Regions from separate parts of the Mus musculus genome. Here region 1 is linked to region 2. A link is a loop called in an ENCODE intact Hi-C map of the cell type or tissue named here. Cell type or tissue: gastrocnemius. All regions are shown on one strand. Links, peaks and the distances in the headings refer to the core of each region. The heading gives the core; the rest is flanking DNA.

The links. Hi-C counts contacts between places; a loop is a spot of excess contacts. Peaks named below come from ENCODE experiments on the same cell type or tissue, not always from the same donor. Only the 100,000 strongest peaks of a DNase experiment are listed, where the experiment ranks them.
Region 1: it touches region 2 in a loop (2.3-fold over the local background); 8 of 42 quality-filtered maps call a loop at or near these places.

The regions. Positions count from the first base shown.
Region 1 is chr15:8,877,773-8,894,221 of GRCm38, forward strand. No RefSeq gene overlaps it. Among named protein-coding and RNA genes, the nearest start is that of Ranbp3l, 82 kb to the right of the region's middle. In gastrocnemius, for the core only: a CTCF peak has its summit at 7,459 (motif pointing left); no DNase peak of the experiment used is centred there; H3K4me3 peaks cover 466 bases.
Region 2 is chr15:8,779,550-8,795,998 of GRCm38, forward strand. The region is part of intron 2 of Gm31340 (a long non-coding RNA gene); the gene reads left to right. Among named protein-coding and RNA genes, the nearest start is that of Gm31340, 77 kb to the left of the region's middle. In gastrocnemius, for the core only: no CTCF peak of the experiment used is centred there; DNase peaks (open chromatin) are centred at 6,151, 9,624 and 12,774.

The DNA of each region.
Region 1 (16,449 bases), core at 3,169-11,168, 96 kb after region 2:
ATGGAGAGTATAAAAAGAACTCCAAAGTTTAAACACACACACACACACACACACACACACACACACACACACACACACACACACATACACATACACACTCTCTCTCTCTCTCTCTCTCTCTCTCTCTCTCTCTCTCTCTCTCAAACTAATCAATAAATGGGCAAAGTAATAGAATAGACAACCCTCAAAATAGGTATGGTCTATAAATACATAAAATGTTTAGCATTCTCAGCCCCTTTGGGAAATGTAGACTAAACCAGGTCTTGGATTTCATCTTAACCCAGTTGTAATGGTTGTACTTGAGATAACAAACAACAAATGTAGGCAAACTTTCTGAGAAGAAAAGAAAACCCCTTTATGTGTACACTGTTGATGCCAATTAAATCAATGCTGCCATTATGGTGGCTGCGCTGTGGAACTCCTGATTGCTATGGTAACTTACACTATGGTGTTTCCTCAAAAAAATATTAAAATTTGACCAACCACATGAGCCAGCTATACCAATCCTGGGTTGTCATGGTCAATCTTGGTTGTCAACTTGACTGGAACTGGAATCAGCTCAGAGACATGCCTCTGGGTGTGTCTGTAAAGACATTTTTTAGAAGAATGAACAGAGAGGGAACGATTCTCCTCTAGAGTGGGCAGCACCCTCAGGTGTCAGACTGATATAAAAAAAGACAGAAGTCTGAGAAAAAAGCAGGGGAGAGTGGATAGGAAAAGTAATGGGAGGATGGGAGTTAGCACAGTCATTAATTGCATGTATGAGGATCTGAGTGCAAACCCTAGCACCCATATTTTTAAAAAAGCATGGGAGCATGAGTTTATATTCCCAGCATTAGGGAGTTGGAGACGGGTAGATCCTTGGAATTTACTGGCTAGCCAGTCTGGCTTAATTGACAAGATCCAGGCCAGTGAAGGTCTCTGTCTCAAAGAACAAGGGGGACAGCTTCTGAGAAATGACACCTGAGATAGTTCTCTGGCTTCTGCATGCAAGTACTCATATGTGCTTACACCTGCATGCACATGCACAAGTACTTCACCACCACCACACAGAGGCTGGGGATGGATGATATGATCAGTGTACATGATTCATATCTTTGAAAATGTCATAACTTTACACAATGAATATGTATTGATTTATTTTTTAAAAAACTTTGTGTGATTTTGACATTCTGGTCCCTCTTTACCAAACTACCATAACTGATGGCAACAAGATTCTTGTTAGAAACAACCCATAAGATATTGTTCATTCAGAAAGAGGAAGGTATATTACTTGGCTTTTTGGTTGCAAGTAACATATACTCTAGATAATTAATATCTAGATAATTACCTCTAAATAACTATCTAGATAATTAAAACTCTAGGTAATACCAACCCTAGATAATTCAAAGAGAAAATGAATAGATTCAAGGATGCTGGCAATTCACAGAATCATGGGGTTAAAAAGAATTAGTCAGGCGTATACCCACAATGCTTCAGTGAACTGGTCCTACAAAGAGGCCACACCCCCTGGCACTGAAGAGCCTACAACAATCTTCTCCAGTGCACACTGGGTAGCTCTACCCACACAACTGCCACGCCTGCTTCCAGACATAGAGAAGAGCTGATGGGCTGAACCCCCTCTTGATTCCATGTCACCAGCCTTTAGTTCTAAATCCAGGACAGAAATAAAACTATGATCAGGCACACAGCCCCGGGCACTGCCTTGGAGGGCCGATGCCAGGTCTGGCCACTGCATTCCGCTGCATGCTCAACCAGGCGCCTTGCTGCAAGCAGTCCGAGCCAGCAGGGAGTGGGCGGCGGCCGCACTGTGGCACCCCTGCTTGCTATGGTAACTTACAAGATGATAAACACAGCTTTTATCCCAGGTGTGCCATTTTGAAGACTGGGACTATAGAGTTTTATCTTTAAGAATAGAGGAGAGCCAGCCCTTGGGAAATTCTGTATTGTATTTAGCAAAAATGTGAATCTTCAGATGGAATGAAAGACTTATGCCACGGACATCAAAGCATTTACACCCAGCTTGAAGAGTTTGAAATGGATTTTACCGCGGAGAAATCAAGATGGCAGCACATTATGTGGAATTGAGGAAAATGGATTAATGCAATAATGCTGTAATATTACAACCAACACAGGATTCTTTTAATGTGGATTCCATGAAATGAATGATTCTTACCCAACACAAATGGACAGTGGAATTTACTTCCTAAAGACTTGTTACATATCATGTACATTTTTGACAGCTGGAGAAGATTCTACAGTTCTACAGATGGTAGTTTGTATTTCTGGAATTTCTTGCAGTTTGATCTGAGTGACCTTATGGAATGTTAACTTTAATAAAATCTCTAAAACTTAAAACTAAAAAAAAAAAAATCTATGATCAGAACCTTAGCTACAGAGGTGTGGTCCACGTGAGCAGCTGATATACTTTTGGAGTGGAAGGTCCCTGACTCACGTCAGAGGACATGGGTCACATGCCAAGGCTATGGACGTCGGCTGCAAAGATGTTTCGTATAACCTTTGCTATTGCAGGGTTTCAGCAATATTTACTATGTATTATTGATTACAAATGCTCTATGAAAATGTCAAACAAAAATCAGTGAGATTGAAGATGAATGTAAAGATGAGCACTGGAAGGTGATGTATGAAATCAGAGTCTGTGTATGGAGTGAAGCTTCAGGTTAAGTCACGTGCATTTCAAAGGTACCCAAAAGCTTAAGAACAGCCCAGCTCTGGATTCTAGGCCAAACCCATTTCCGTGTAGGATAGACCAACACACTAGGTCTCAGAGAGTACTTTATTCAAAGATGCACAGTCTGACCTAGTAGAGGAAGATCTAGAGCCCATAATTTAAAACCTTGTATGCACATGCAGTGCCTGCAGACCACAGAAGGAAGAGTAGCTGGTTCCTCCGGGTAACAAAAGGTGGCTGGGGACAACTAGAATTCTGTGTCTTTCTTAGACCTCTTGACTGTTTTACCAAACCTGAGCACAAAACTTAATAAAACAATAATTTTAAAAGAACATAGCTCTCTATGTGCTAATTTGGAATTAAGTCCAAAATATATAAAGTAAAATAATTAAACACATAAAGCAAGCAGAATTTCTGAGCAGCTATTTAATTTCCTAGGCAGAAATGCAGGACTTCCATGTTTATGAGTTCTGGTTTTCCCAGAAAACCTTGAAATTTGGATCTTGTGTATAAATGTCTGAGTTTCAAAGTTTGACAAACTTTCAAGCATGATCTTTGTGCTTCTACCTGCAGAAGCACACTTTGTCACTTTGGGACATTCATGTTGTTCTGATGTGGTCTTGCTTCATACAGCTAGCTGGTCCAGGGTCATCTGCTCAGGTGGTGAATCAACGGTGGGTTTCCTGCACCCCACTTCATTCCCTTTTTCCACTTCCTTCCCTTCTTCCAGGGCATTTGCACTGAGATGTGTGCGCCTGAGGACAAGGAACAATGGTGCCATCTGGCCGAAAGTGCTGCATGAGCTGGCTCCCTGCGTTTGCCCACAGGAGTATCCTGAGTTGTTTTCTTCTTCTTCTTCTTTTCTTCTTCTTCTTCTTCTTCTTCTTCTTCTTCTTCTTCTTCTTCTTCTTCTTCTTCTTCTTCTTCTTCTTCTTCTTCTTCTTCTTCTTCTTCTTTCTTCTTCTTTTCTTCTTCTTTCTTCTTCTTTCTTCTTCTTTCTTCTTCTTTCTTCTTCTTTCTTCTTCTTCTTCTTCTTTCTTCTTCTTTCTTCTTCTTTCTTCTTCTTCTTTCTTCTTTCTTCTTCTTCTTTCTTCTTTCTTCTTCTTCTTTCTTCTTTCTTCTTCTTTCTTCTTCTTTCTTCTTCTTCCTTCTTCTTTCTTCTTCTTCCTTCTTCTTTCTTCTTCTTCCTTCTTCTTTCTTCCTCCTTCTTCTTCCTTCTTCTTCTTCTTCTTCTTCTTCTTTTTCTTCTTCTTCTTCTTCTTCTTCTTCTTCTTCTTGTTCTTCTTCTTCTCCCTCTTCTTCTTCTCCCTCTCCCTCTCCCTCCCCCTCCCCCTCCCCCTCTCCTTCTTCTTTTTTGAGTATCTTCTAATTGAAGTCGAGGTGTTAGGGTGGATAATTAACAGACCTGCCTGGTAAAGACCAGTGCCTCTAGTTCTTTAAGATGGTCTGGACTCGGATCTGTTGCCTTTTCCCCTCCTGTCACAAGCTAGCTTACTCTTCATTCCCTTGCCTTGTGAACTGTTTGAGGTGAAGGATTTGCAGGCTCAGAGGACCAGGCTGGATGCATTTACACAGCTCCGAGATCTCAAATACAGTGCGACTCATTGGGCTGATGAAGACAGAGACGGCAGTTGTCTAGTGGTCACTGTATTTGCTGTGTTTGATAAAATACTCTGCCCAATCTGTTTATCCTTCTTTTCTTTCAATGAAGGCACAGTCCTGACCACCACCCACAAACCTATACAGGGAGTACGAACTAGGCAAAAGCAACGCACATCACGTGGAGTGCTTGTTCTTCTGAGAATTGATGGACTCACGTGTCAAGAGTACCCTCTTAGTAAATGTTCAGCTATTTTAAAATAAATTGTGATTTAGAATGCACATATAAACCACTAAACATCTCTTCTGCTGGACAGGTTAGAAACAGAACTGCCTTTACGGAGTGGACAGCTCTAAATGCAAACCCTGCACTCTCACACACCCCGTGCTCTTTCAAACCCAGGTCAGAACTGACAACTGCACTAGACTTCAGCTATATGTTCCTCTCTCCTCTGCTAACTATTGCATAGGAAGATGCTGAAGACTGTGCCCTAATGTAGTTTGTGTTTGACTGGATGTAGGATTATGGCATAGTGGCATAGTGGGAGAAGCAGCTGTCCAGAGGTGATGGGCATGTCTGGCCTGCAGGGACTGTGTGTGTTGTGATTGGACCCTGCAGCCATTTGTTCCCAATCTTGGTCTTCCCTGTGGAGCTAAATGGAATCAGTACTTGGGTAATTTTGACAAAACCGAGGACAGTCACAGGAGTCATCAATTTCACTCCTTACTCTAATCTCCAGGAAGGTCAGTCAGTACTCAAGTAACCCTCGGCTTGATTGTCTTCCCTTTTCACCCGGGGTAGATGTCCTGGCCCCTCTGGAGAACCACTGGGTTCGGAGCTGTCTGCTCAAGGTTTACATATGATCTTATTTCCTGAAGCAAGTCAAGAAACGGTTCTCTTGAGGAAGGAAAGTGATCTAGATCATGAGACAATGCCTGCCCTTCCTGCTCCTCCCAGTGCTGGTTGTGAAGTGCAGGTTTGGGCTACAGTCTGAATTCTTACTGAAAGAGGTATTCCAATGCCATTTGGCTGCATTCCTCTGGGAGGTAGTCAATGAAAGCCCCCCCCCCCCCCCGAGAATTTATGCTTCGCACTTAGTCAAGCTGGAAACACGCCTATTGGTATTCAAGAGTTTTTGTAATTTTCCATTACCTGGCTGGAATCTGGAGTATGTCTTATTTGCTTTTTCAGTGTTTTCTGTGATTTAATTAGGGCTCCTGGCAGTGTTTGGAGATCACAAGATTAAGGGTCTCTAACTCATTCATTTCCCTCTGAGCCAGGGAGCTATTTTATTTCAGGAAACGTAAATTGGTCACCTCCGTGTGCTTTATACTGAGCCAACGTATGACTAGAAGAGCCTGCAGTTCTGGAGTCTATACATACACCCAGCACAGCCAACCACTAAAGTATGCAGAGTCACCCATTTGCTGAGCTTAAATTACTCAACTGAGGTAAGGGTTGAAGAGATGTCCGGCTTTCCCTAGCATTCAATGAAAGTTTCCTTCAAGTGACTTTCTATTAAGTGACTATTCACTTGATCAGACAGCTAGATTGGGAGCAGACAAACCTCTCCACTCTATGGGCATCACTCCTCTTACCATCCATTGCGACCGTGAGGCCTAAACGAAGTGCTACAGACAATGAAACGAGGACATGGTGAGCCACAGTTGGGTATGAATCCCCTCTCTGCTAGGCTAGGGAGTCCTTCCCTAAGCTGAGCTCAACTCAACCTGCCTCTTCCAGTGTTTATCATTCAGTGCTGGAGCTGTCCCTGAAGAATACACATCCCCTTCCCCAAGGCTGTCCTGGAAATGTCTGAGATGATGCGCTGTCTCTAGCACCTCTGTCAGTGTGACTGCCCCCATGCAGTTGACCCTGGTGAGGCTAGCTCAAACAACATTCTCCTTCTTGGTTACATGTCAATCAACCTTGGTTTTCTTTAAGCCCAGCACACAGACAGATACCGTCTTACTCTTGAATGCGTCTGCTTATTTCCTTATTGTTGACTTGACTGCCATGACTGTGTTCTTCATAACTCATTCTTTTGGGCCTAGAAATCAGTCTGGAAAGTACCCCATGATTATTGATTACTACTGAATGAGTGAGCAAATGGGCAACCAAAGTTCACTGACCTCCAACTGTTTCTTAGGGGTATTGTTCTGGTCGGGTTCTTTTGCACAAGGTAACAAGAAGACAGGGAAGACTGAAGGAGCAAAGAGGGTGTGCTGTTTTCTGTTCTTTCTGCCCCGGGACACCATGATACTGCGCCAAAAGCAGGGGCTGTAAGAAATTGGCATTTGATATTTTCTGATAATTAACCTTGACACTCTGGATACAGTCTTAACCATTACGAATTGTAATTGTTTTTTTTTTTTTTTTCATAGAAAATCCAGAAACCAGGCATCCTGATCTAATGGTACCCTGAGACTCAGAAGTCCCAGCCGTCCTCTTGTGTCTGCTTGGAATCCTGTTTTCAAGGTTTGTCCATGGCGTCGCCTTCATTAGCAGTCTGATGTACGTAGACACCTGAGAAATTTTCCATTCCAGGATGCTTCTTAAATGTAGACTCACCAGTCCCAAAGATGTTCTTGACCTCAGGGTCTCTAAAGCCCAGAAATCTGTGGGTTTAACACGCTCGGAGGGGATTACTAGGCAGACGTTCTGTGTAATTGCCTTTTAATTAGAGGATTCCTCTCTCAAGTTCAAACAGCTCTCGGAGCAGAGCCCTGCAAATCCAAGGCTAAGTTGGCTGAGTTCTGTAGTCTGAGGACTCTGTTCCTGTCCACCATTCCAGCCACAGCTTGTGACCTTTTTTTTATGCCATGCAGCTTCTAGTGACCGTAACAAATTCCAGAGCGTCAACTCCGCAAGTAGTCTCTCAGCGTTGAGGCACTTGTAAATTAAGTTATGGGTCCCCGTGTTCGCAGGTATGTATGTCTATAGAAGCTCGCCCTGCCACGGAAAGCCCTGTCTGCGGCAGGCTCCCATTTCACTCCAGCTGCTGAAATTACTCCGAACAGGTTTATAAGTTGTTTTACTATCTGCGAAAGTTTTTCTTTCTTCCTTTCTTTCTTTTTTCCCCCCACTTCCCCCCCCCCCACCCCCTCGCCCCCTCTACTTCACAAAATCAGTGGAGGGCTTTTTGAGCATAGTACACACATGCCACCTTCTGGAAGGAAATGGAAAAACTTTGTGGAACCTTGAGAACTTTTTTTGAATGAACACATTTAAGAAACCTTTGGTACTAAATAGCTGTAAGCGGGAGTGGACAAAGGATAAGTGAGTGTACTGGGGGTATTATCACAACGCCCTGCATAAGTGTGTGACAAATGAATCATCAAAAATTAAAAGAAAAAGAATGTTATTTCAGGTTTGTAGTTGTTTTTAACAAAATAGCATTTCAGTCCAGTTGTAGGTTTACAGAAAAGTTAAGTGAAAGGTACAGAGATTTGCCACATCTTCCTGTCCTTACACACACAACCTCTAATACTATCATTATCCTTTCCAGGGATGCTACAGTTGCTACAATCTAGCTTCTAAGTCCAGAACATGAGCTTTAATATCCCCCTTGCACTATCTATGGCTGTATATTGAGTGTATAGTTATACGTAAACAACATTATAATGCCATGTAGACTAGTTTCTGTGGAGGAAAGGCCCTCTGTGCTCTGGCTGTTTCTGCCTCTTTCCAGCCTCATACTTGGCAACCTCCCATCACTTAACTGTCTCCACAGTTTGCCTTTTCCAAAAGGTCATGTAGTTGGAAGCACACATTCATTGTGCAACCTTGTCATATTGGCCTCCAGCACTTCAGAATATGCAATTATATTTATCCCTTCTTCTCCTCCTATTTCTCCCTCCCCCCAGCATCCATGTGTGTGTGTGTGCGCACTCACATACGCTCCAGTATGTATAGGGAATTGAACCTCTCTTACATGGAAGTCAAAGGCTCTTCTACTAAGCTGTATTACTAACCCTCTTTTTGACTTTTAGTTTTGAGACAGGGCCTCATTACAGGGTCTCATTACACTGCACTAGGCAGGCATTGGAGATTCTCCTGCCTCACACTCCTGAGTGGCTGAGACTACAGGCCTGTGTTAGCAGCACAATCCACTGTCTAGATTAATATTTATTCACCTACTGAAAGACATCGTGGGGCCTTCCAAGTTTTGGAAACAATAAAGAGAGCAAGCAGCAACATTCTTGTGTGAAAATTTGGTGGGGAGGTAACTTTCAAACTCTTTTGTTTCACATTGGAGTGATTGCTGAGTAGTCTGGTAAGAATATATTTAACTTCATGAGAAAACTACCTTTCCAGCATTTATCCTGCAGTTCACCAGAAAACAAAACAAAACAAAACAAAACAAAACAAAACAACAACTCCACCATTTTGAGCCAAATTTATAACAAGTGTTTATTAAATATTAATATTAAATACTGACCAAGAGATGGACTTTGGTCAGGATCATTTCCTTGGAATTTCCCAGCTGGAACGGCCTCAAGCCATGCATAGCAGGGGCTTATAAGGCCAAACTTGTAGACCATTGTACTTTCCTATGAGACGTTGTTATTTCCCAAGAACTACAGTTCCCAGCATTCCAGGAAGTTACCTGGTTCCTGCGCAGGTGTGGCTTACAGGTGAATTTTGGAAATTACACCTGGTGGCTGTGCCATGTTGTATTCATGCTAGTGAAGCCCAAAAGTTCCTCTGCTCACATTTCTGGCAGGATTTGTATTCTCATCAGTGTATCTGAGAGGGGTGTGTCCAGTGGTTCCAATTGGCAATTCCTTAATGACATATGATGATAGAGAATTTATTCATACCTTTGCTCACATTTACACAATTTATTGTTTCATTTAGAGTTCTTTGAACATTTAGTATGCTGGTCCTTCAACTGTGTCAGTCTCTTACATTTTTCTTCTCCTAGACTGATATTTTCTCTTATTCTCTTCAGAATGTCTTTGTAAAGCAGATATCTTTTTTTTTTTTTTTCACTGCAGTGCAGTTTATCAACTATTTCTTTATGGTCATGACTCCTGATAGTCTAATATGTTATCACTATACTTAAGACCACATAGGTTTTCCCCAGTGTTGTAAGAGTTGTATAGTTTTGAGTTTTATAGCAGTACTGTGTATATTGTTATGAAGAATATAAGATTCCTATTTCCTGACAATGCCCAGGTGTTGCACCACTCCATTGTACTCGATTTTTCCTTCGTCAAAGAACAGTTTTCTGCCTTTGTGTCGATTGACTCTGAGTATTTTGCTTTATTTATTTATTGCTTTGTCAACATCACACTGTTTTGAGTACAAGACCTTTATACTAAATGATAAAGTGGGACAGTGGCGGTTTGGGGTGCTCTCCTGCTTCACTGTTGTATTAACTGTATCAATGTACTGTAACACTGTGTCAACTGAACCAATGTACTGTAATATTGTATCAACTGTATCAATGTTGTACTGTAATACTGTGTCAACTGTATCAATGTACTATAATACTGTGTCAACTGTATCAATGTTGTGCTGTAATATTGTATCAACTGTATCAATGTTGTAGTGTAATATGTCAACTGTATCAATGTTGTGCTGTAATATTGTATCAACTGTATCAATGCTCTACTATAATATTGGGGGAGTGTTTTGATTCTTCTGTGGGTAGATCTTCTGCCTCTACATATAAACTTTAGAATCATCATAATGATGATTCAGGATAAAAAAAATTGATGGAGTTTTGATTATATTGCTTGTGGAGCTCCAGTTGGGGGAATCTGACATCTTGACAGTTTTGTATCTTCTCGTGGTCACAGATTAGCTCTCCACTTATTTAGTTCCTCCTTAGTCATTTTCACCAGGGTTTTTCTTTACTCATTGAATTTTAAAAAAGTTTTTAGCTTTTATTTATTTATTTTTGTGTGTCTCTCTGTGTGTGCGTGCGCACACACACACACACACGTGTGTGTGTTCTCTCTCTGTGTGTATACCACGGATACTAGGGTGCCTGTGGAGACCAGAAGAGGTTGTTGAATGCCCTGGAGCTGGAATTAGAAGTGGTTACACATGATCTGATTGGTGCTAAGAACAATCTTGGATCTTCTAGAAGAATAGTAGGTGCTTTTAACTGATGGGCCACTCCTTCAGCCTCTACTCATTTTCATTTTATATGTATGTCTGTGTGCCTACATGTATGTGTGTGTAGCATGTGTGTGCCTGTGCATGCAGAGGTCAAGAGAGAGTGTCAGATCTCCTGGAACTGGACATGTCGGTTGTTGTGAGCTGGCTAATATGGATGATGAGAACTGAACCTGGGTCCTCTGCAAGAACAGCAAGTACTTTTAATCATGAGGCCATCTCTCCAGTCCCTAATTAGAGTTTTATAATTTTGTCCATACATATTATGTTAAATGCATACTCATTTCAGTATTTAGGAATATGCTAATGTATATAGGAATATTTTCTTATTCAAATTCTACCTATTTGTTGCTAACACATAGAAAAAGGATTAATTTTTTTATTAACTTTATATCTTACAAATTTGTTATAACCATTTATTAGTTTCACATACTTTGATGATTCTTTTAGATTTTATGTAGAGAAAATTACATAATCTGTAAAGAACGATAACTTCTTCAATTTGTACATATTTTATTTCTTTTTCTTTTTTATTGTATTAGTAAGGATATTTTTTCGAAAAGCTGTAGGAAGAACAAACATGCTTGTTTCCTAAAATTACTGAGAAAACTTCCTGTTTCTTACTATGAAATATAATGCCAGTGGAAAAAAGGTTTCTTATGTTAATTTAAAATTATTGTTATGTATTCACAAACATTACAAAATATTAATCAAAAATATGTAAACAACTGGCATGTTGGACTCTCTGATACTTTTAGTTGAATCCAAATATGTGTCTGATAAATGCAAGTTTAACACCCTTGTGATTTACCATTATCAAGTTCTAGTTCTATTATTTGTAATTTACAGTAAGGTTAAATTTTATAGGATTTTCATATTCCTTTTATTTTTTTACCAGGCCCTGACATTTGCATATTGTAAAGGTCACACAGACCATGTTTTGGTTCATTATTAATTTTCCTGGGTACCGTGCCCTCAAGGGAAACTCCTGGGAGGTGGGACTCACCCAGAGGTCATGCATCCCATTTCACTCTTAATATTTATTGTGCTGCACTTTCTTTTACCTCTGCTTTGCAGCTCTGCAGCAGAATTAATAATGGGGTCCCTGTCTTCTTCTGAACCACAAGCAGGTCAAATGGGTTTCTCAAGTCTCCCTTTTGTAATTAAAATTATTGATTGTGTTTTAACTCAGCTAACGACTAATTACTCATAAATAACGCTCGTTCAAATGCAGGAAATATGTTTTCTGCCTGGCTGGTCCCTTCATTTTCAACTTAGTTTTTTAGATTGTAAAGAAATCCTTCCAAGAGTTAAGACTCACACACTGGTCTTTTCATCTCTACATTGGTTGTTGGTTTTTTTGTTTGTTTTTGTTTTTTTGTTTTGCACCATTTATTGAAGATGCTTTCTTTTTTCCATTGTATATTTTTGAGTTCTTTGTGAAAGATCAAGTGTCCATAAGTGTGTGGTTTTATTTCTTGGTCTTCAATTCTATTCCATTGATCAACATGTCTGTCACTGTACCAATATCATGCAGTTTTTATCACTATTGCTATGTAGTAAAGCTTGAGGTCAGGGATGGTGATTCCCGCAGCAGCTTTTTTATTGTTAAGAATTGTTTTCGCTATACTGGGTTTTTGCCTTTCCAGGTGAATTTGAGAATTGCTCTTTCCGTGTCTTTGAAGAATTGTGTTGGGATTTTGATGGGGATTGCATTGAATCTATAGATTGCCTTTGGTAGGATGAACATTTTTACTATGTTAATTCTGCCAATCCATGAGCATGGGAGACCTCTCCATTATCTGAGATCTTCTTCGATTACTTTCTTGAGAGACTTGAAGTTATTGTCATACAGGTCTTTCACTTGTTTGGTTACCCCAAGATATTTTATATTATTTGTGGCTATTGTGAAAGGAGTTGTTTCCCTAATTTCTTTCTCAGCCTGTTTATCCTTTATATAAAGGAAGGCTACTGATTTATTTGAGTTAATTTTATATCCAGCCACTTTGATGAAGTTGATTATCAGCTGGAGAAGTTCTCTGGTGGAATTTTTGGGGTCTCTTATGTATACTATCATTTCATCTACAAATAGTGATATCTTTATTTCTTCTTTGCCAATTTGTATCCCCTTCATCTCTTTTTTTGTTGTCTTATTATTCAAGCTAGCACTTCTATACTGTGTTGAATAGATATGGGGAGAGTGGACATCCTTATCTTGTTCCAAGTTTCAGTAGAATTGCTTTATGTATGTCTCCATTTAATTTGATATTGGCTGTTGGTTTGCAGTAAATTGCTTTTATAATGTTTAGGTATGGGCCTTGAATTCCTGATCTCTCCAATACTTTTATCATGAAGGAGTGTTGTATTTTCTCAAATGCTTTTTCAGCATCTAAGGACATGATCATGTGATTTTTTTCCTTTGAGTTTTTTTATATAGTAGATTATGTTAATAGATTTTTTTACATTAAACCAACCTTGATCCCTGGGATGAAGCCAACTTGATCATGGTGAATGATGGCCTTGATGTGTCCTTGGATTCAACTTGCAAGAATTTTATTGAGTATTTTTGCATTGATATTCATAATCAAGATTGGCATGAAGATCTCTTTTTTGGTTGGGTCCTTGTGTGGTTTAGGTATCAGAGTAATTATGGCTTCATAGAACGAGTTAGGTAGTGTTCCTTCTCTTTCTATTTTATGGAATAGTTTGATGAAAATTGGTATCAGGTATTTTTTGAAGGGCTGGTAGAATTCTTCACTAAATCGATCTGGCTCTGGGCTTTTTTTTGGTTGGGAGATTTTAAATGACTTCTTCTATTTCCTTGTTGGAGATGGGACTGTTTAGATAGTTTACCTGCTCTTGATTTAACTTTGGTATGTGGTATCTGTCTAGAAAACCATCCATTTCATTAATTGTCAATTTCATGATTGTCTCAGTGTCATCTTTCAACATCTTACATCTTTCAACAGTCTTTGAGAATCTAATATCATAATGCAACACTAAGAAATATAAATTAGTTTCTTTAGTTCAGGGACTTAGAGATCTATCAAGAGAGACAATAATAACAGTCAAGAATCAAAGTGAAGTAAAACAAAAGGTCATTATTTATCATAATGAGTGACACTGGTTGTCAATTCAATAGAGGTCTGGTGAATGGCAGACCCACGTAGAATGAAAATATTCAGGAGGATCTTAGGAAGTTGGTCCTCAGAGAGGCTCAACTTGGAGGTAGTCTCCTAGTTAGTGGGAGCTATCACCTTGACACAACCCAGAGTTATCTGAGGATGTCTCAACTGGGAGACTACACCTATCAGATTGGCCTTGTGGTCATGTCTGTGGGTCATTTCCTTGACTGCTAATTGTTGTTGAAGGATCCAGTCCACTGTGGGCAGTGCCATCCCTAGACAAGGGCTCCTGGGCTGCATAAGAAAACTTTCTGGGCAGAGACTAGGGAACAAACCTATAAGCAAAGCTCCTCCATGTTCTGCCTCAAGCTCCTTCCTTGACTTCCTTGGCTTTCCCTGAGTGAGGGACTGTAACCTGGAAGATAAAAACTCCAACCCTTTCCTCCCCTGGTTGCTTTTGGTCATGATGTTTATCAGAACAACAGAACCCAAGTTAGAATTGATAGGAAACGAGAGAAGGAAGGGTATCCAATGAACAATCAATTGAAATTGTGAGTAGGAGTGTCACCAGTGAAAACAGTCAACAGAGGAATGGTCACAAGGGCATGGATAGATATGGAAGGTGTGGTTGCTCATTTTACTTTCTGTAAGGAGGAGGAGGAGGAGGAGGGAGAGGAGGAGGAGGAAGAGGAAGAGGAGGAGGAGGAGGAGGAGGAGGAGGAGGAGAAACTTTATAGTGTTGTGCAAAAGCAGAGGTCCAACATAGGTTCACGGAATAAGTGACTTAGTATAAGTAATTGCAGCTTTAGGGAGTTTGGTAGAATGAGTCTTACCTCCCCTCCCCATAAAGACTGTAGGATGCCCTTTACTCTCTCCCTTCTGCACCATTTGAACAAGGCAAGGGGACGACTTGGCTGTTGCAGGGTAGTAGATAGAGACTGAGAGCACACCCTAGGACTCATTCACACTGGCTGGCTTTTCTTGCATGGATCATTCTTAAATCCCATCATTCTGAAAGTCGGGGGTTATTCCAGAGACTATGAACCACTTGAAAAGACAGACTTAGTGACACATCTGCACAAAAAATGTCAAATGTGCGAAAATTGGGGACTCTGGATTTCTTAACTCCAGTCATCCATTTGTCTGGTCAGCAGTTGCTGTCTGTGTGGTTATCATTATCTTGTTAGATGCTATTAAGGAAGCCTGGCCTACATTGCAGCCCCTTGTGATACTAACGCTAGTTTCTTCTTCTTCCATCTCTATAAGTAATAAGTTAATGCTGCTCTCTGGAGTCGGAGGATGAGGGTATTGATCACACCCTAGTTCCTTTCCTTCCTAAGGAGGCCTCAGAGTAGCAGCATCAATTACTTATAAAAGCTACATGGATGTCTTATCTAAACTTCAAATCTATATATTATGGATGTCTCAAAAGCTCCCTCCCGCCACTGCATTTCTCCCTCCATCCTCCCTTCTCTTCTGGCTTCACACTATCTCTCTCTCCTTCTCCACAGAGCTGGCCATTTATAAAGTCTCTCACTTAGAAAAAAAACAAATACGTGCTCTTTTGAAGAATTTCTTGATTAGTTCTTAATAAGGTGAAATCTATCTACAATTCATTTATTCATACATATGTATATATGTATGAATATATATAAAACATTTCCTATCTATTCACTTATAAAAAGTCTTTCACCCCAACCCAAGCACTTGGTAAAGGATTAACAGTACCTTCTGCATGGCACAGACTTACTTGTTTGGTGAAAAGCAAATTACATTTACCACATGACATGACTACTTTTGCTTGTAAGAAAATGATCACCAGACATGGTAAACAACAACAAAAAAATCATAGTATGTTCTATTGAGAAATGTAATCATTAGACAGGAAAAAATACATAGTATGTTTTATTGAGAAATATGATACAAACCCTTCCTATAATTATAACAAAATTTAATCTGCTAACTATTAACTCTCTTCTTCAAGTTGCAATCTTATATTTTTAAATGAACTGGTCAAATTTGAGCATCTAGTCACTAAGGGTGACAGAGTGACAAGGTGTTTTGAAAAATCCAAGATATTGAGGGCACCATGAATACTATCACAAAGACACTAAATGGAAGCATGTGGTAAAACTCAACAGACATTGGAAAAACCACAAGATGTAAAACTTGACTTACTGTCTGTCTTAGTCAGGGTTTCTATTCCTGCACAAACATCATGACCAAGAAGCAAGTTGGGGAGGAAAGGCCTTCCGTGGCCTCTCACAGTGCCGAGCCTCAGCTGCTCTGTGTGACCCCTTCATGCCTTCAAAACCAGTACCACTTGGGTAACTCTTATACATTACCAAGTCCTGCTGCAGCACGAGGTACAACTTTGGCTATCTCTGGAACACAGCCTCTGTGCTCTCAGAAAACACTTACCAGAAGATGTCACCTCAATGATGCTGGTCTCTTCTTAATCACTGCTAATTTCTTAGCTCCAGCTAACCAGCATCAATAGTCCCAGTAAGCAAAAGTTTTCACTTCAGTAGTTCTGGTATCTTGTTAATCACAGCTGATTCTTCAGCCCCAGCTAACCAGAACCATAGAATCTTCACAATCCAAAATAGCAATGGCCCTGAAAAGAGTCTTTAATTTTCCCTCTGAAATTTCACAAGCCAGGCCTCCATCTTCTGCACTGTGATTCATTATTCTCAACATTATCTTCCAAGCTCCTACACAATGTCTGACAGAGCACTTAACACCGATCTTCTAGCCCAAAGTTCCAAAGTCCTTCCACAGTCCTCCCCAAAACATGGTCAGGTTGTCACAGGAATACTCCACTATGCTGGTACCAATTTGTCTTAGTCAGGTTTTCTATTCCTGCACAAACATAATGACCAAGAAGCAAGTTGGGGAGGAAA
Region 2 (16,449 bases), core at 5,009-13,008:
GTGATTATTTAAGATGAATTGTCTGTGTGGGAGATTAGCTATAGAGAAGAAAAACAGTGCCAAGAAGACTTCCAAAAAGGTGGAATGATGCCCTTTGAGACATGAACTTGGAGAAAGCCATGGGCAAACAGAAGGTGAGATCGAGGTGGGCTACCAGGGCAAGATGCAATCATTCATCTCCTACAGAAGCTTCCTGTCTCCCCTGCAGATTCCAAGTTGTAGTCTTTCTCCATCCTTCATCTCACTAAATAGTGTCCAAGGAGATAGGACTTAGTTAACAGGAGACATATCTGGTGGTATACCTTGGATGATGTCTGAGGTCATGAGGTTAAAGGGGAACAAAATTCCCTGGTCCAGAGTGGTATCCTTAATGAAGGGCACTACATGGGTCTGGAGGGTGACTCTGTGGATAAAAGGTTTTGTTTTGCAATTAAGGCAAGCTGCATTCTGACTTCCACAACTCGAAAGCCGGCTGTAGCTATATCTGCAACCCCAATTCTGGCAGAATAGGATTCTGCGGGTTCACTGGCCAGCCAGTTTAGTCTCAACAGACAGCTCTAGGTTCAATGGGTACTCTATGTCAAAAAACAAACAAACAAACAAACAAACAAACAAACCAAGATGGAGGGTAGTGAAGAAGACATCTGACGTTGACCTCTGACCTCCACACATGCATGCCTGGGTGAGCACAGCCACACCTAATGCACACGGAAGAAAGTCATTCTCTCTCAATTCCAATCAAGCTAGAGTTGGTCCTACCAGTGCAGCTAGGAATGCTGACTGATCGACTTCCTCTCCTTGACACTGGATAAGTGATGTCTTGCTTTATGCTATTTGGCTTCTGTTATTACAAATAATTAATACCAGATAAATTTGGGCCATGATAAATGCTACAATAATCTATTCAGGGCAAAATACTGAATGCTGTGTGAAACATTAAAAATTGCATTTTTTTTTTCTGCTAAGACTCTGAAACTTCAAAGGCAGCCTGATCATTGTACAGGGAAAAGAGTTTTCTTGGAGCGTGGCCAACAAGACTTTGCCTTATTCAATTGTTTCTGAATTAACCTTACTTAATCATCTCTGATGCCTTTGCACTTGGGCCTCCCTGTAGCACGAAGTGCTTCTTTGACCAGACTGTCCAAAGCGTGCTACAGGAGGTCACGTAAACATAAATTGAAATGGGGTGGCTGTCCTTTGTGGACAACCATTATTTCTGCCGGATTCTGACTGATTTATTGAGAGCCCAGAATTCCAGGCATCCTTCAGAAGATAGCCTTAACTAAACCTGTCAGTATAGAAACTGCAGGATTAAAACCCAGAGTCTAGATTCCCTCAGCACATGGAGAAAATGAGTCTGTGGGAGACACCGACTTACGTGAGGGTCCACTATGAATCAGAGGCAAGGTCAAGGCAAGCAAAAGCCCTGGTCAAGAAAAACCCAGGACGCCCTTGGCAGACTCATGTTTAAAGAGAGACACAAAGACCTCTACCTTTTTCTTTCTACTCCTGGGTCCCGTTGATGAAATCAACACAGAGACAGAATTTAAAATGGCCTTCCTACCAGGAAGTGAGCACATTGGGCTTTGGGGTAAGGAGGATTGCCTGAAAGTCGCCCCCACTTGTGAAGAAATCTCTCCCCCTTTCATGGTTCTTCCCTGAACTCCAGAGTCAGTCAAATGTATTTCTCCCCGGGGTCCTTTAGTCTTTGCTTAATGAGACTGCTGGTTGCCGAGGGTGGGATCGACATTCAGTTCTGCACAGCTTGTATTCATCTTCCTGAGAAAGGACATTGCACAAGAAAGGATTGCCAAGGGCAACCGTGGTGGCATTTCTGAGAGAGCGGTGGCATTCCCCACAGTGAGAGGAAAGGCCGACTGTTCACTGGCGGATGGAGGGTGGTGGAGGCAGGAGGCAGGACTCCCAGAGGAACTATAACGCTCTTACACTACCAGACCTTTGGTTCTTGTTTTGTAACCACCCCGGGGTCTGGTTTGCAGGACACTGGAGCCAAGTTTCGGTTGGAGGGAAATTCGTGGGGAGTAAAAATCGCTGGGTCGCAAGAGAGTTAGAACATCTCAATTGCCTTCACGGACCAAACACTGCCAGCTTCAGACACCCAAATGGATTCGTCATTGAGTCCACGGCCGAGAAACCCAGGTCTTTGACTTGCCCGTAGTAAGGGCCCGAACAATGCTCTTAAAGGCTCAGCATACAGTAACTTGGACTACAACTTGCTGAGCGTGTGGCCTGAAGGCAGGGTAGCTGGCAAGTTGGACGGAGTCAGTCCTCATGCCTCAGACCAGAAGCAAAGAAAATGGACTCCCAGCTCTTTGGCCTGTGTATTGCTCGGGGAGACAGTGGGCAAAGGAGCTGTTGCTCCGTGAGGTTGGCACTTTTGGTGGCTCCGGCTAAGTTCCAGCCATGCTTTGCTCCCTAACTCAGTGCTCCGTCTTTGTCCAAACCCCACATTTTCTCTTGGAAAAGAAAGGCCTCCTAGATGCATATGACAGGGTACGCATTGTTTGGGGTGAGGGCTTTTTTTTTTTTTTTTTTTCTAACCAAGCTGGATCGTTCTTCAGCTTCAAACTTTAAACACAGAGTCACAGTTTACAGAAAAACCCTCCGAATTAGAAAGGAAACCTCACGTTCTGGTTGAGGCCTAATTGACATTCAAAATAAACTGCACGTTTTGAAAGCCTGCGGTTTAATGTGCTTTGACGTCTGTATTCACTACTTGATTGTGGTGACATCATCACGGCCTAATGAACGCATTCATCACTTCCTCCACGAATTTCTCTCGGGCTCCTTTGCAGTCAACCCTGTCCCCCTTTCCTGACCCAGCCTATGCGCCCCCAAAATCTCCAGGCAATGTATATCAGCTTCTCTTCATGTTAGTCTTCATTTTCTAGAGGCTTATCTAAGTAGACTCTTATAGTACATACTCTTTCTCTGCTCTGGTCTCTTCCAATGAGCTTTATGGGTTTCTTGCTTTCAAAAAAGTGGCCCGCTTAGTTGAAGCCGCTGAAATCATTGCTGTAGCGTTGCACATAGCACACCCTTACTATTGTTTTACTATCTGGAGATCTGGAGATGCAGATGTCTTTATGTTCCTATAATAGTGATCTCAGTCTTCTCCATTACATCTCCAGTTTTCCTGAATAAAGAGGGCCGTCAGTATTACTGACTTTTTCAAGCCCAAAAGCTCTTGCCTTCACACATTTTTCCCTTCTGTTTTTCTGTTAATTGACCTTTGTGTGGATATTTACTATTTTCTTTGGTTTCTCTCCCTCCCTCCCTCCCTCCCTCCCTCCCTCCCTCCCTCCCTCCCTCCCTCCCTCCCTCCCTCCCTCCCTCCCTCCTCCTTCCCTCCCTCCCTCCCTCCTCCTTCCCTCCCTCCCTTCCTCCTTCCCTCCCTCCCTCCCTCCCTCCCTCCCTCCCTCCCTCCCTCTCTTCCTCTCTTCCTCTCTTCCTCTCTTCCTCTCTTCCTCTCTTCCTCTCTTCCTCTCTTCCTCTCTTTCTTTCTTTCTTTCTTTCTTTCTTTCTTTCTTTCTTTCTTTCTTTCTTTCTTTCTCCAGTTTCTTAAGATGGGAGTTGAAGTCACTGACTTGAGAACTTTCCACTTTCTGACAGAAGTAGCTACTGATGCATGTCAGAAGAAAAATGGCTCACTTCCCCCTCTGAGACCCTAAAGGTGTGGGTGTTTGTTTCCATCTGTGAGTAAGCAACTGATGCTGGAGGAGACAGGCTGTGTGTGCTCTGAACCAATCCAGTCTGGATCCTTTCTACCTAGTGATGATGTCAGATCCCACCAGCTAAGGGCTCAGTCCCAGGACTGGCCCCACTCCAGATGCCAGTTTCAAGCCCGAGTTTCTAATCCATCAGCTACAAATTAGGATTCCCTGACCCCATTCTTGAACTAGATTAACTTGCATGACTGGACCACACAGCTCAAGGAAGTACATTTGCTAGTTTAAAATAGAGTGTTACAAAGAATGACGAGGAAGAGGTGCATAGGATGAAGTGAGGAGGAGAAGGAGAAGGGAGAAGGAGGGTGATGCCTCCTTTGCACATACCCTACACACCAGGGGCCTCTCCATTTTCAATTATGCAGAAGCTCTCTGTAGCATCCTTCTCAGGTTCCCTGTGAGACTCACTGTGAATGTGAGTGATGTAATGTGTGTGTGATGCTCTAGGGAGCACAGGGAAGCCTGCAAAGGCCTTTCTGCTTCTTGGCCTCTGTCCCACTGAACTCCATCCAGGACATAAGCAAGGGCTCTGCGGGTAGAGGAAGGTCTAAGACTTATTCTCAGGCAAGGATAGACAAGCTGTCTCGAGTGAGGCTATGCCAGTGCCTGGCAAATACAGAAGTGGATGCTCACAGTCATCTATAGGATGGAACACAGGGCCCCCAATGGAGGAGCTAGAGAAAATACCCAAGGAGCTGAAGGGGTCTGCAACCCTATAGGTGGAAGAACAATATGAACTAACCAGTACCCCCAGAGCTCGTATCTCTAGCTGCATATGTAGCAGAAGATGGCCTAGTCGGCCATCATTGGGAAGAGAGGCCCCTTGGTCTTGCAAAGATTATATGCCCCAGTACAGGGGAACGCCAGGGCCAAGAAGTGGGAGTGGGTGGGTAGGGGAGCAGGGCGGGGAGAGGGTATAGGAAACTTTCGGGATAGCATTTGAAATGTAAATAAATAAAATATCTAATAAATGCTAAAAAAGAGATTATTTTAAAAAAATTACGTATCCATCTTTTTTTTTTTTTATCTCATGTGTATTTGTGTTTTGCCTACATGTATTTTTGTGTACCACTTGTGTGCCTGGAGTATACAGAAGCCAGAAGTGGACACTGGATGTTATAGATATAGTTCCAGAAATTGAACTGTTGTTATAGATGGCTGTTAGATGCCATGTGGGTGCTGGGTAGAGAATTCTGGTTCTTTAGAAAAGCAGCCAGTGTTCTTAACTACTTAAGCCATCTCTTCAGTCCCTCAGAGATTTCCTTTATGGCCAACTCCAATACAGAAAGGTGTGTGTGTGTGTGTGTGTGTGTGTGTGTGTGTGTGTGTGTGTGTACATGCAAGTGTATACACATGCCTGCCTGCCTGTCTCTTACCTTCCTGCATGTTTGCCTGCCTTTCTGTCTGTCTGTCTGTCTGTCTGTCTGTCTGTCTCTGTGTGTATATATTTGTATTAGAGTTTGTATGACTTGCCTTGGAGAAGAGAAAATTTAGTTTCTCTGACCTGTCTTGGGGGAGGAAATTATATACTAGGAGCCATAGACAAAACACATTTTTTTCCTTGAGAGATAGATATTGAAATCTGTAAATTTAAGTATTAATTATGGATTTAGAAAAGTTTGCCCTTTGGGTAACTTAGAGGCAGCTATTCCCACTGGCTCCTTGTATCCCAAGATCCCAGAAAATTTAGCTTGACAAATATTCATTGCCTTTTCGTTATCCTCTCACCAGCTGTCTTAGTAAGGGTTTCTAGTGCTGTGAGGAGACACATGAGCGTGGCAGCTCTTATAAAGGGAAACATTTAATAGGGGCTGGCTTACAGTTTAGAGGTTTAGGCCATTGCCATCATAGAGGGAAGCATGGCAGTGTGCAGGCAGACATGATGCTGGAGAAGGAGTTAAGAGTTCTTTATCTGGATTGGCAGGTAGCAGGAAGAGACAATGAGCCATCAGGCCTGGCTTGAGCTTCTGAAACCTCAAAACCTACCCCCAGTGACATATTTCCTCCAACAAGACCACACCTCCTAAGAGCACCACTCCCTATGAGCCTCTGAGGACCATTTTCATTGAAATCACCTATTGTAATGTTTCTTAGTATCATCTTGCCCTTGAAACTCTTTGTACCTGAGTCCATATGTCAGTCCAAACTAGGCAGGTACAGGAAAAAAAGATAGATATATAATTTTTTAAAAGAAATCACATCTGAAATACATGTCCTGTTAAAACAAGACTATCAGAAAGAAAGCTGCAAGCTCCTTCAACAAGGCTGTGGGGCTGGACTGTAATGGGATTCCTGGCAAGGAGACTGTTTTCTAAATGTCTCAAAGGAAAGGAGTATGAGATCATCAAAGGATTAAAATGCCCTGAAAGTCATCATCAAATGCTTGTTCAGGGACAGGGGAGCAGATGCGGGCCCTCTCAGCTTGGCAGCTGGAGCTTTGTGTTTTATTTGCTGGCAAGGCAAAGGCTTTGCCAGAGAGCCTGGGGCTATCATAGTTTTTATACACAGTCTTTGTATCCACTGTCTCTTGTGGGTTGATAGTACGAAGTTAGCTGATTGTGGACGACGGTGCTTTGGGGAGAGGTGGTGGATGCTCTCGCTGGGGAGCAGGTTTGACGATGAGCCTTGTATAGATCAACGAGCACTGGGGCTGGCTAGTTCAGAAAGTGGAACGAGCCGCATGTATTCGCATCCCCCTGTATTACTTTCTTCTTCTAGGACTCTCTTCTCCGCAAGCATTTCCTCATTTCCCTCCATACTAGTAGAATGTTTAAATCATATGAAGACATTTCCCAGGTGCTGCAGACATAACCTACTCATTGGAGTGAGTTAACCTCATTTGAAGGTGGGTTGCCCAGGGTCATTTCACATTGTTTAGATTCAACCGAATCTGAGCAACTGTTGTTCAGAAGCCTGCCATTTTATCTCCCCTGAAAGTACATTCCACACTGTACATACACAAATGTCAACTTCTGGGATGTGAAGATGATTAGCAAGTAGCCCTGGAACTGGAAAAATGGCACAGTGGGTGAAAGCATCTCCTGTACAAGCATGAGGACTGATTTCAGATCCCAGTACCCATGTAAAGGCCCAGGCACGTCCAGTGCACCTATAATCCCCGTGTTGGGGCTAAGGCAGAGACAAGAGGGTTAGGGGAGCTCCAGCCTCCAGGTTCCTGCTTGCTTGAGCTCCTGCCCTGACTTCATTTGATGATGAACAGTGATGAGGAAATGTATGTCAAATTATCCTTTTTCTTCCCAGCTTGCTCTTTGGTAATGGTGTTCTGGCACAGCGATAGAAACCCTAATGAAGACAGTCATCAAGAGGCAAGACAACAGGCAGTCTGAGCTATCCATTTGGCAAATGCTTTTAGCTGAGGGCAGAGGTCCAGTAAGATCTCCTTCCCTAGATTCATAAATGGAGCCTCTGTTATCTTATAGGGAGAAGGTGGTGAGAGGTGGCAAGGAGGGAGCAGTTTCCTCTTTAATGCAGTAGAAAGAAAACATAATCTTCTGTGTTAACAAGAATTTTGGGGAGTAAAGAAAATCCCTGATATAGCTATCTCTTGTGAGGCTATGCCAGTGCCTGGCAAATACAGAAGTGGATGCTCACAGTCATCTATAGGATGGAACACAGGGCCCCCAATGCAGGAGCTAGAGAAAGTACCCAAGAGCTGAAGGGGTCGGCAACCCTATAGGAGGAACAACAATATGAAACAGATACCCCCCCCCCACTCCCAACTCCCAAGCTCGTGTCTCTAGCTGCATATGTAGCAGAGGATGGCCTAGTCGGCCATCAATGGGAGGAGAGGCCCTTGGTCTTGCAAAGATTATATGCCCCAGTACAGGGGAATGCCAGGGCCAGGAATTGGGAGTGGGTGGGTTGAGGAGCAGGGCGGGGAGGAGGGTATAGGGGACTTTTGGAGAGGAAACTAGGAAAGGGGATAGCACTTGAAATGTAAATGAAGAAAATATCTAATAAAAAATTAACATTTAAAAAAACTTGAAAAAAAGAAAAGAAAAGAAAATCTCTCTGCTCTTTCACTTTGAGAAACAATTCAGATAATTGAATTGTTTCTCAAAGGCCAGTAACCTTGGGTCTTATGGTCACAGTGCTAGGAGGTGCTATGGACCTTTGAGAGGTGAGATCCTTAGGTCTTTTAGAGCATGCCCCCCCCACAAGGGTGGGGGGAGAACTATTACACCCTTTTCTTCTCCTCTCCCTTTCTTCCAACACACTCTCTCCCATCCCTCCTCTTTCCAGATGTGTTTGTTACAACACATGTGTTTTCATCCTGACATACCATTCCATGCTTGCCAGATGCCCAGACAATTGGGCTATCTCATTGTGGACTTCAACCCATAGAACTGTAAGCCAAGAGACCACTCTTTGCCTCACAAGTAGCCTGTATCAGGCATTTCACTGACATCTTTCATAATTCATGGCTCTGATAGGGACTATATATTCCAATAAGGACTGTATCACATAGCCTGAGAGAGGCCTCCATCCTTAGATGAGTCCGTTGATACTATAGGGACAAAATCCAAGATGTCTGCAGAGAGGAATCTGAGAGGAGAGATGCCCCCCGCCAAAAAAATTGCTTTCTAGACCAACCGGTGGTGCCAGGACAGGAGAGGTTTCCTTTGGTCATGGTGTACACATATAAGTTTACAGATTAAAGGGCATGGAGTCCAAGGAATGCAGTCTCCCTAGACTCCAGCTACCCTTGCCTTGTCTCGTGACTTGGAACACTTTACGGTTGTCTTATCTCAGAATCAGCCCACCTTCCTCACCAGTCATCAGAAAATTCAAACATGAATGTCAGGCCCGGCATGGGAGGGAGGGACTGGTAAGCCTTAGGATTTGTGCTTCATTACCTCCACAGTTATTGCAGTAACAATAGTTACTAGCTTGCTTGCTTTTTGTTTTTTGTTTTTTTGTTTTTTGTTTTTGTTTTTGAGACAGGGTCTTGGGGTGCAGCTCTAGTTTGCCTGGTACTTGCTGTGTAGCCCTGGGTGACTGTAAACTTGTGGAAATCTTCATGTTTCATGTCTGGGAGAGGCTCTTTAGCTCTTTCCCCAGGAAAGCAAATATGTACAAAGAGAATTAATGAAGGGACCTTTGGTTAAGACACTTGGGGAGGGTTGATATGGATTTCATCTGAGTAACTGTTCAGTTAGGGCTTGGGAGGGAGGAGAGGAGCAGGCTGTGCTGTGAAGTGATGTCCTCTTCCTTCCCCATGCCTTCCTCTTCTCTGTTTTTTTCCCCCCTTCACACAACTATGACTAGTGGTAGGGTGTTTTCTCTGGAGTCTCTACCTGCCTGCTTCCCAGGATGAGCATAACCCACATAAGTCTACACTCTGGCAAGCAGAGCAGGTTCAAACTCCATAGTCCCCAGTTAAGGCTGGAAGTGAGTCAGGGCCACATCTTCCTCTGAGTTACAGCAAATGCAGCCAAGTGGACCTCTCTACCCAGACCACAGCCACAGCGACGTACTAAGAAGTGGCATCGTTCAACTTGTCAGATGGTCCAGAGAGCTGGAAAGCTTTGGTAGCCGAGGACTTCTTTTTTCCCATGGGTCTTCACTTCAGTCTACATCAAACGATAGTTAGAGAAGTATTCATTGAGCCGGGATTCTCTGAGTGAGACCTGGTACCATATACGAACTAATACTCACCAAGGGGCAAGCAGATCTTTTAATCCTAATTAAGACGAGGTCACAGTGGGCCTTGCCTGGTACTCTTTGCATGAAAGCAGCTCACTATTGTGCCAGCCAAGAGGGTCCTGGGGAGAAGCAGTGGGTCTAGAGAAGAAAGATGGAGGGATTAGTGTTTGGGATCTGTGTGTCTGCTGCTGTCACAAAGAGAAAAGAGGAGCAGGGGAGACCACGGAGTCCTCCAACAGTGGCCCGTTCCCGAGATGCCTTGATTACATTGGCCAGGCTTTGATTACATTACATTTGGCTGCCAACTTATTTGGATCCAGAGATGGCGTGAGACTGCTGGCACTAGAACTTTCTTTACTGAAGCCGAGACAGAATTCTAAACACTGACAGCAAGATGCATGCTTGAGGTTTGGCAAGGTAAGGGGGAATGGAAGGAAAAGAACGATGCAGGGCGATGAGAAAATGTAGTATTGGGGGAGGGTTCACCTTCATGGTCTCTTCCATCAGGGCCAGTACTGGTACAGGAAAGGGAAGAGAGAAAGAAAATCCATTGTAAGGAAACACCAGAGGAGAAATGAAGAAAGAGATGGACAACCCCCCACACACCCCCTTTTGCTAGCTCTCAAGTTAGCCAGAATTAATTTTTAGATTTTTCTTCTTAGCCACTGCATTTCAAGAACAGTCACTATTATGTTTTTTATTTGTCTTTAAACATCTTTTTTTCTCTTAAGCCTCAACCCCTTTAATGCGCTTATACTATATGAATGAATGATTTCACATTTGCTTATTATTTTCCTAACAGACACCTTCTGACCTCGAATTGAGAATTTCTTTATGGTGGAGACACCATCATCTCATTAAATTCCAACTCCCGGTCTTGAGTGAGCACATGTGTTCCTTTGGGAAAACTTGGTGCTTCATAAATGTCTAATAGGCCCTGCTCTCATAGGAGAGTGGGGCTCTGTCACTTTTCTGTGTGGTGTTGGAGTGGTTGGACTTGACCATGGGGGTCATCTTTTCTTGTTCTGGTCTTTTCTGGTCTATAGCTTGGACCCTGCAATGTCTCTGTCCTTGAGATTTTCTACTAGGCCCATATTCTCAGTGACATTATGTTCTCATGAAGAACTTCTGAGACTTTTACTATGCTTGTTTGGCTGGGACCCAGAGAGTGATCTGTAGCCCTTTGCTTTGTGCCAAAAGAAGTCATGTTTTAGCAAAGATCCTGGGAAACAAATATATCTGTGTGCTATGAAGAAGAATTTGGAGACCTCTGTGGCTCTTCCAAGTGTGTGTGTGTGTGTATACTTGTCCCACCCCTCTTGATGAATGGATTTTGACATTTCAAAACCATATTCCACAGTCCTGAGTTTCTAAGGGAGAAACAACACACACCTGGCTGTCACACCAACTTATAGCCACACCCTAAAAAATCCCCAGGGAAAACCCAACAGAAATGTTGAGATTTATTGCTAGAACCTTTTAAAATCTCAGCCAAGGCTACTGAACATCAGCCCAGATGCAGACTGAGGTCCCATTTGGTATCTCCATAGAGTACACAGGAAGACCTGAGGGCTTTAAGTTATAAGAAACATAAATGCCAGTGCTGATGAGAGAAAGCCAGTTCTTCTGATCCAGGATGGGCTTGGTGCTAAGCTTGATATGACTTCGTACAGCCACAGGGAAGCGGTCCATGTGTTCAGTAAGCCCATAACTCCTCAGGGCACTTCTCTGAGAGGGAACATGCGATAATAGTGTTTTCTAGAAGTCCTGCTGCAGAATGTGCGGAGGTCTCTCCAACTGCAGGCTATGATTCCAAACTCCCAAGGACCAAACTCCCAAGGACTAGAGCTCCGTATGGAGACTGTGATGTGTGTGTGTACAGGGCTTCTGGGTTAAAGAATCTTCTAGAGAATCAGGATGTTCTGACTTTAGCATGAATATTTTTGATATTGTACCACATTTTTAATGTATCACGGGTCTCATTGACATCTGGGGGGATTTAAGGATTTCTTAAAGACTTTGATAAAAACGTGGAGTCCCTGGCATTTTTGCAAAGAGATTCTTGCTGAGCAGGGCTTCAGTGCCCCTGAGAATCCTATGCATAGGGTGTTCCGTGTTGTGAGAACCCAGTCATTGTCAACTTCGAGGGCAGAATCTGGTCCTCAGTGCATTTATACCCAGGGTACCATTACTACCATTGCTGCTGCCTTCAGAACCACTAACAGAGTAACAAGTATCTGGGAGAGATCCATTAGTGCCAGGTTCATCTCACTGCAATGCCTGTAGATTCCTTGCTAGAGCACATACACTTCCAAGGGTCCCAGCCCTAGAAACAAGCATGAAAAGTCCTTGGTTCTTGGGTATCTGATCTATGACATTAACACTAGGAAACGAAATTTCTTTTCATTTTATCTTACTGATTTGACTTTACATTTAATGGTGAAACAAGAACCATGAACAGTATTTTCGTCAAGGCAGCTTAGTACTTGTTTGTAGACCCAGCATTTTCAGCTGACTCTATTGGAAAATCCAAATCTTAGAATTGGGGAAATCTGGACATAGCCTTAAAAAGTTTGGCCAGCATATAGGAATTCATTGTTGCCCCCATCTTTCCTTCTAGCCGTCATGATAGTGATCTTAAAAATTAGCAGCCTTCTTCTACTCACTGAAACCCTCCGTGGGAAAGGCTATTCTGCCTTTTCTAATAATGCGCAAGAACGTATCTTGTAGCACTGAGAGTGGGACAAATTAAGGGTGCTAATGAAGCTAATCCTGGTGCAGTTGGTTTTAGACTGTTTAACTAGCTGTGTAGTATACTATTATATTTATGTGATATGGTGCAGCTCTGTGTTTGTGAACCTAGGACCAGAGGCTAGGAGCCCTAGATTCTGCCTTTGCTACTTGTGTTTTCTGCACCATCCTGGGAGAATTATCTGGCTTCTCTGACCTTTAGCTTCTGCATCTGTATGAGAAGGGTGACGTAGGCTCCAACCTCATCCGACTGTATAAACTTGCTCATCTGACCCCATTACACTCTTGAAAACTTGTGACCCCCTGGAAAGAATTTTGCTTTGTACTGAATCATTCAATGTACATCTTGTGAGGAATTAAAAGTAAGCATGTTAAAAGTTGTATATTTAAATGTATTTAGATAGACAAGTTATACATTAATATGAAAGACAGATTTTTATAAAAGTTACTGTACTTTTCAAAACAAGTAATGAGCAGCAGCTGGTGTGACACCGTTTTACATTTTTGCAGATCTTTTCATGGTCTGTCTCAATAGAAGACAGCAAGTCTTATGTCTTGCTGGTTTCATTCCATCTGCTGCAATATGTTGTTTTGGTAGAAGCCCATGCTGAGAATCTGGCATCGTGCAGGTATGTGCTTGGAAGAGAGGGATAGTTTTCATAACTGCTTTAGACACTCTCCTTTGATGCTGTCTGAAATTTGAAAAGTGAGTATTAATTTAAGATTAATTACAATGTAAAAATCTCAAACTATCTCAAGAACCATTTCATACTTTGTTACATTAAAATCAATTGGCTTATTGGGATCTTAGAATGTTTTTTTTACCTATGAATAATTTTTTTGTGACAGCATCTCTTAGTCACTGGGGTTGAAACGGGTTCATTGAGCTATGCTTGATTTTCTAAATTCTGTCACATTTTATCATACAATAGCAAAGCTATAACTTTGTTACCATCAATAATATCATCAGAATACATTTTTAATTAGTGGGAAATCTACAGGGACAATAGTGTTTTTGAGATTTTGATGGGACACAGATTTCCGGTTTATCCAAAGGATAAACAGGGTGGAAGACAGCGAATAGCAGATCTCCTCTGATTTGTGCCTTTCCTATAGTTATATATATGTATTCAAATTTGTATATATATTCAAATATATATTTGAAAAATGTGTATAAGACCTATAGTCTTCATTTCAGTAACCCAGGACACTGAATTATCCTCTGTAATTTCTACAAAGCCAATACAGGAAAACGTCATGAAGAATAATCAAATTCTCAATATAACACATCTCAACATATAGCTAGAAAGACTTCCATGCAGACAAGGCAGTAGGATGGTGTTTTTGGAGCCAGTTCAGCACCAATGCACCAACACTTTATGGTGGTTTAGGATTATGTTACTTATGCAGCACTATATAACAAACCTCCTCTGTCTTAGTTAGGGTTTTACTGCTGTGAACAGACATTATGACCAAGGCAACTCTTATAAGGACAACATTTAATTGGGGCTGGCTTACAAGTTCAGAGGTTCAGTCCGTTATCATCAAGGCATCATCCAGGCAGGCATGGCACAGGAGGAGCTGAGAATTCTACATCTTCATCTGAAGGCTGCCAGCAGAATACTGACTTCTAGGATGAGGGTCTTAAGTCCACGTCCACAGTGACACACCTACTCCAGCAAGGCCACACCTCTTAATAGTGCCACTCCCTGGGCCAGGCCCACAGTCCAAGCCAAGTTGTTTAAAAATGAAGCAGCCTTTTATATCATGTTGAATGAATTCTCTAAGTCAGACATTTATGTGTTATTCAATTGGGCAGGTCTGACCAGAGACTGTGTGAGATTGCAGCCATGGCCCAGCTGTTGGCCAAAACACCCAGTTTTTCACTATGTGAGCACAATTACTAAATATATAGTGGCTGGCTTCCCTAAGAGATCCAAGGGAGGGTAATGTGGAAGTCATAGTGTGGTTGTTTCAGCAGTCACATAGCATCATCTCTGCAAAATCCTCTTGGTTGTCACGTTAAATCTCTTTTTAAAGAAGAGTTTCTACAAGCATGTGAGTTGGAGGAGCAGAGAATCTCTTTGGGCTGTGTTAAAAGCTGGTTACAACTGACACCTGTTTCAGAAATAGCCCTATCTTTGATACCTGTAGGTTATATAGCTTCATTAGTGAGAAGATCAAGGAATACCTAGCCCACAGGTAATCCACATGACTCAGGATTTGTGTGGAATTTCATACAATTTAGAATTTGGCCAGGAGATATAATCTGTACAGGAGAAAGTATGGGGCCGAGACTTTGATAATAGGACCTAGTTTTTGCAATCCTATTTTGCAACCAGAGTAGCTGGAACCTCGAAGTGAGGTGAACAGAATTCTAAAACTGCAATGGATTCTCTATGAAGACAGGGATCAGCATTCAGCATTAGCGCTGGTCATCTGGGAAGTAGGAAACTCAGTTGAAAAAAAATGCCTCCATCAGATTGGACTATAGGCAAGGGGTGGGAATTTTCTTGATTAATGATTCATGTGCCCACTATGGACAGGGCCAGCCCAGAAAAATGTGGATTTGTGTCCCATAAGAAAGCAAACTGAGAAAGCTGGGAGAGCAAGCCATCAGGCAGCACTCCTCCATGGTTTCTGCTTTGGTTCCTGCTTCCAGGTTCCTGCTCTGCTGGAGTTTCTGCCTTGGCTTCTTCAGTGATGAACAACTGTGAGTGCAATGTGTAAACCCATTGTGGTGATTTGAATATGGTTGGCCCATGGGAAGTGACACTATTAGGAGGTGTGGCCTTGTTGGAATAGGTGTGGCTTTCTTAGCTCCTTCTCTAGCACTATGTCTTTATTGACATCATTATAATGGACTGAATCTCTAAAACTGTAAGCCATCCCCAATTAAATCTTTTCCCTTATAAGAGTTGCCTTGGTCATGGTGTCTCTTTACAGCAAGGAACCCCCAACTTGGACACCAATAAACCTTTTCCTCCTGGGTTGCTTTTGATCATGGTGTATCACTGCAATAGAAAGCAAACTAGGATAACTTTGATCTTTTTCAAAGTTTTGTGATATTCATGAACATTGATTATCCATTTGATTCCTGTCCTTCCGGTGCACAGCATGTTTCCTTGAGATAAAATATCCATCTTGGAAGAAATCTAGTTAAGATGTAGGATGTTAAAAGGGAGGTGAAATAACAGGATGTCTTAAGACAGTGGTTCCCTATCTATCTATCTATCTATCTATCTATCTATCTATCTATCTATCTATCTATCAATGCATCTATCTATCTATCTATCTATCTATGCATCTATCTATCTATTGTCTATCTAATTCTAAATATATAAATACAATATATTTATCAGTCTGTACAATGTTACTTGTGTGTATATTTTCAGGGCTGACCATTGGTTTGGGGTAACCACTTTTTCCCTGGAGAAGACTAACCTGTCAGCTTTCAGCATTTCTTAATTGCTTGTTCTCTGTATAGACCAGAGGCTTTGTGGAATTTGCGCATTAGCATGTCTGTTGTTGTCCTTGTTCAGCCTGTTTAGGCAGTCATGTTGGTGAGACTCTATGTGTGCAGCTTCTGACTTTCCTAAGAGACACAACCTCACAACAAACCCCTGATTATCTGGCTTTTACAATCTTTCCATCCAACCCCACTTCAGTCCTGATCCCTGAGCCCCAGGTGTGGGATACTATAGCTGTATCTGTTGGAACTGCGCTCCAAAGCTCTGTATTTTGATCTGTTGTGGTTTTCTGTAATGATCTCCATCTGTTGCAAAGAGAAGTTTCCCTAATGAGGCCTGGGGACGACACTTATGTGTGGGTATAAAGATAAATATTTGGAGTGCAGTTAGGGATTATGCTGGTTTAGTAAAGTGGTGGTTGTAGGTTCTCCTCCAAGATCTTTGACTTCACTAGCCCTGGGTAGTTGGCTAGATTTCCAGTACCATGCACAATTTCCCTGTTGAGTGGGTCTGAAGCTCAATTAGAAAGCCATTAGTCACTGGCAAGGTACGCTGGCTACTCTTGCTCCTTCAGGGTTGGTTCATAGGCATCATAGCTGGGTAGAACTGATGTCCGGTTCTCTGTTTTTGGAAGCTTGCATGGCACTTTCTAGTCCTCAGGGGACAAACATTAAAGACAGTTCCAGCTGTGGGGCCTCTAGGTCCTGTGTTTGAAGTGTATGGTGTCTTCAGCAAATAGATACTTACCCTCTGCTTCTAGGGGCCAACCAAGTGTTTCAGGTGAATAGTATGACTCCTCATAACTTTTAAAA